Linked DNA regions of Homo sapiens: region 2 is linked to region 1. The links are chromatin loops, found by intact Hi-C in ENCODE. Cell type or tissue: Calu3. All regions are shown on one strand. Region 1 overlaps LOC105370982 (a long non-coding RNA gene). Region 2 has its middle 370 kb from the start of RGMA.

Region 1 (2,500 bases):
TCACAGTCAGAGACATGTTCTCAGATGGAGGTAGAGCTAAACCCAGCACTGATAGATGAGTAAGTTGAACCAGAAGAAGAAACCAGGAAGGGGCATCCAAGCAGCGGAAGTAGCATGGCCCAGGGAACAGTCTAGTTTACTGCCAAGGAACAGTACATCACTCATGATAGCTGCTGCATGGGGTGCAAGAGAGAGAAAAATGAGCAGCCCCAGAAACAGAGCTCTACAAGGTCAGGGCCCAGAGGTCTTTGGGTGCCAGAGGGAAGCTGACCTTTGTCCTACAGGCTGTAGGGAGCCATTGAACTGGGTGAAGCAGAACAGGTATATAAGCTAGGGTAGGACTGTGCAAATGCTAGACTGTGGGGCACACTGGCCAACATGGAAAAGTTACCCAACTCCTATTGGCTGTCCCCACCTGGTTGTTCTGCTCTAAGCCTGCTGGTGTAAGGACTGGTAGAGTTGGTGCCACTCAGGGCCGCTTGTTCCCAGGCCCCAGCTCCAACACTCATCTCTGCCTGCTGGGCTTAGAATCTAAGCCTAACTCTCAAACATACTGACATTTGAAAAAGGCATTTCTGATAGAAATGAAAATGGGGTGGTTACCTCAAACGAGCAACGGCAACGCAGGAGTCATACATTATTGGCTTACTGCTGGAAAGGTCATGAGCACCCGGAGGCAGTCCGTCTCTCTCCCCGAGGCCCAGGAAGGCCGAGTTGATCAAAGCCCCTGCACACACAAGCAAAGCACCCAAGGAATGTATCAGGAAGGTGAAGGTAAACAGGACGCAGCTAAGGGCCCAAAGCAAGGGGAGCAGTGGCTGCCTCCCAAGTTGTGGCTATCCTGAGGGACCCAGACCACAGCCTAGAGGGTGAGCAGAGGGGGACATTGGCAGAACAGATGATTTTAACCTTGCTAGCAGCAGCACCCATTCTGACTGCCTGTGAACTCAGCCGCCCAGTTCCTGCTATGCATGCCTGTGGCCGATGCCGGGTAGACTCAGGGCGGGGCTATTTGCTCACTGGAATCCTGTGCATTTTGTGGGCAGTGAGAGTGTCACAGTTAGACCTGAGCTTCACTGTGAAAATATTCATGCTTCACCGGGAGAAAGCTAATGGGTGATGATAGGAGGGTGCCCCTTAAATGGGCTCTAAGGACAAGCAATGGTTGCTGGGCTCCAGCCTCTGCGCAAGCCTCTCGGGATTTTGAGTTAAACACTAGTAAGATCTCTTCTCACATGTCTTGTTGCAGTGTTCCATGAACTGGACAATCTTTTTCTTTTCTTTTTTTTTTTTTTAAGAAGTACACATTTTCCGTGGTTTACCAAGTTTGACAAAATCAAAGAATTGAGAGAAATGTTGATGAACTAGAGAGAAAGGGCTGATAGCTCAGGTAATTATGCTTGATTTCAGTTCAACACTTATGGAGAATCTACTATGTGGCAGACACCAGGCAGTGTATTTTACGGCCTAATAGCTTGGGCTCCTCTCTTCTCAGGTGCCACTCAGGACCCTGGGGCCCTTGCACTTATGTAACGATTCAGCCTCAACCTTTCTCCTCTGTTCCCTGCCTGCCTTCCAGGTATGAGATACCACAGGGCAAAGAATACAGCAGTTTCGTATGCAGAGCCAGGCTGCCTGGGATCAGTCTTGGCATTCCCACCTCCACGTGGCTCAGTTTCCTCATCTATAAAATGGGTAATAATAGTACCTACCTCATAAGGTTGCCCTGAGGATAAGCAAATTATCTGCTGGAAAGTGCTTAGGCCAACGCCAGGCACCTAGTGCGTCCTCTGCAAGCTCCATCTCTTATTCAGGGAGCCTCAAGTCCCCCAGTTTCATATCCTCGGTGCCAGGTTTCCTTAGCCAAGTGTGCCAAGGGAACTTCCGCAACTTTTTTTTTTTTTTTTTTTTTTTTTGAGACGGAGTCTCGCTCTGTTGCCCAGGCTGGAATGCAGTGGCGCGATCTCTGCTCACTGCAAGCTCCGCCTCCTGGGTTCATGCCATTCTTCTGCCTCAGCCTCCCAAGTAGCTGGGCCTACAGGCACCCGCCACCACACCCGGCTAATTTTTTGTATTTTTAGTAGAGACGGGGTTTCACTGTGTTAGCCAGGATGGTCTCGATCTCCTGACCTCGTGATCCGCCCGCCTCGGCCTCCCAGAGTGCTGGGATTACAGGCATGAGCCACCGCGCCCGGCCTCACTTCTGCATCTTATAAACTTTTTTCAGCCCCACATCTCTCCCAAACAAGCCCCTCTCCTGGTTAAATTGTTCTCGCTACCACTGATCACAATATTGCTTCGCTAGCCATAACTTTTAATAATTTACTGGATTCATTTAAAGTGTTTTTAATTACAAATGTTCTAGTTCAGTTAGATACAAAATTAAATGCAGCAAGTAATTTTATTTTCTCCATATATTATCTCCCGAAATTGGAGTAGCTTAGTGCATCCTTATTGTCAAAGGGTTTCTCAGCCCACGTGATTCTGTAGGAAAGGAACT
Region 2 (2,500 bases), 140 kb before region 1:
TACAGGACGCCCAGTCAAATTCAAATTTCATATGAACAACTTTAGGGTTGTGGGGTTTTTTCCCTTAGTGTAAGTATGTCTCATGCAATATTTGGGACGCACTTATACTTAAAAAATAAGTGACTTATTTGTTATCCAAAGCTCAAATTTAACTGAGTGTTCTGTATTTTCATTTGCTATATCTGGCACCACTTCTCAGGGAAGGCACCCTACTTTGACCCTCAGGTCTATTCTTCCCTTGGCCCATCTCTTTCCTCAAATCAGAGAACAGACTTGCACTCATGGGTATAGCAAGATATTGAGCCTCTCAGATCCAGGCACGTGAGAAATACATACACTTCTCTCCCAACTCCATCTCAGTTATTTTCACCGTCCTAGTATCCAGCACACACACACCCCTGAACAGTGAGCCTGGACTCCTGGCTTCTCTCCTATGGAAACTGCAACCACTCTCCATTATTAACTCTCAAGCTACCTCCCTGCATTGGCCCTTTGGCAACAGAATGGCAACCACAGGGTTCCCCCACTCCTGCCCATGCCTTTTCAGATGTAAGTGCCTTGAAGAGACAAAGCAATGGTTCTCAACCAACTTTGCAACTCGCTTTCCCTAACACTATCATTACCCAAGATGGATCAATAACATAATACAATTAACGATGCAGTTTTCAGAAGACATAGGTCTTTCTTAGCATTCACCACCTACTGAATGCCTCATTTATCTGCGAATCAATTTGCCTTGATGAGTGATCTTATCTCTCTCACCATTGCAGGTCTCAACCAGAGTTCACTTTCTGGAAGTTGATAAAAGAAATAACTGTCATCTCTTGCACACTCAATATCCATAAAATGGGAAACACAGCACCCATCCCATCATCAATCTGACAAGGTCAGTAGAGATCATAAAACCTGGATAGTTTTGTAGCCTCTAAACTTTGTAAAAAAATCAGGTAATATCATATAAGCCATGCAAAACCTCTCACCCAGTAGCAAATCTGAAATGCTATCTCCCTGATCTAAAGCCATGACTCAGAGGTAAAAACCAAGAGAACATTGATTAACAGTTGTGGTTTCCAGTCCCTTATTAAAATACATGCTTTAAGAATCAACCAAAAGAATGTGAGCAATCATTAACAAGGACATGAATGGATTTTTGCTTCAACCCTGTACAGTTTAAAAACAAAACCAAAAAAGTTTCCCTTTTGCATAACCACTTGCTTTCCTAGTCAAGAATCATTTGATTATGATGAATGGAAAGAGGAACCCACTAGAAAGATGCAGTGGGACATTGGTACCCAATCCCAGGAAGGATAAGTGACCTCTTAAGAATCCGAGATTGGCCGGGCGCAGTGGCTCACACCTGTAATCCCAGCACTTTGGGAGGCCGAGGCAGGCGGATCATCTGAGTTCTGGAATTCAAGACCAGCCTATAAATATGGAGAAAGCCCGTCTCTACTAAAAATACAAAATTAGCCAAGCGTGATGGTGCATGCCTGTAATCCCAGCTACTCAGGAAGGCTGAGGCAGGAGAATCGCTTGAACCCAGGAGGTGGAGGTTGCACTGAGCTGAGATCACATCACTGCACTCCAGCCTGGGCAACAAGAGCGAAACTCAGGGAAAAAAAAAAGAAAAAAAAACTAGCTGGGCGTGGTGGCGCATGCCTGTAATCCCAGCTACTTGGGAGGCTGAGGCAGGAAAATCACTTGAACCAGGGAGGCAGAGGTTGCAGTGAGCCAAGATTGCACCACTGCACTCCAACCTGGCCACAGAGCGAGACTCCGTCTCAAAAAAAAAAAAAAAAAAGAATCCAACATCATTGGACAAATTACTTTCTCCATCTCTTTTTCCTTGAGCCCACGTGGATTTTCATGTCCACCTATTTTCTTTCCTTAAAATCCTCCTCCTCCTTTTTGTGTCCCAATTCTCATTCATCTCTTGGATATCAGCCACTTTTTAGAGCAGCTCTCCATGGTGCCCAGGAATACACCAGGCCCTTGTTCTATCTTCTCATGGTGCCCTATGCTCAGTCTTCCAAACATGTATACTTCCATCATTGTTCATGCTTGTGTCTCTCACTAGACATAGGCTTGATGAGGAGAGCTAAGGCTCTCCTACCCCTCACTCACGGCCCCAACCTGAGTATGCTTCTTAGAGTTCAATGGAAGAAATAACTTTCAACTCTCCAGCCCTCAGCAGCCGCCATATAAGGTGCTACCTTACCAGGCGCTTATGATCTGCAAAAAGCAAGCTATCAATGATGGTACATACAGGTAATGGGTGGGGGATGCAGGAGCCTCATTCTAGGACATGAGTCCTTATTCGCATCACACTATTCCAATTTGCTTGGTGCCTTTGTGTCCTAAGGCTTGGCAGCTGCGATCTGAGGGAAGGAGTACAGCTAGTCCCTGGCATCAGCTCCCATGGGATCCTGTCATTGCTCCACCACTTCCTGGCTCAGTGACTACATCCAAAAGTTCTTTCAATGCTTTGAGCCTTAGTTGT

The links. A loop is a pair of places that touch in the nucleus more often than their neighbours do. Peaks named below come from ENCODE experiments on the same cell type or tissue, not always from the same donor. Only the 100,000 strongest peaks of a DNase experiment are listed, where the experiment ranks them.
Region 2: it touches region 1 in a loop (3-fold over the local background); 1 of 110 quality-filtered maps calls a loop at or near these places.

Annotation. Positions count from the first base shown.
Region 1 is chr15:93,320,450-93,322,949 of GRCh38, reverse strand. The region is part of intron 5 of LOC105370982 (a long non-coding RNA gene); the gene reads right to left. Among named protein-coding and RNA genes, the nearest start is that of RGMA, 230 kb to the right of the region's middle. In Calu3, no CTCF peak of the experiment used is centred here; a DNase peak (open chromatin) is centred at 989.
Region 2 is chr15:93,459,517-93,462,016 of GRCh38, reverse strand. No RefSeq gene overlaps it. Among named protein-coding and RNA genes, the nearest start is that of RGMA, 370 kb to the right of the region's middle. In Calu3, no CTCF peak of the experiment used is centred here; a DNase peak (open chromatin) is centred at 1,336.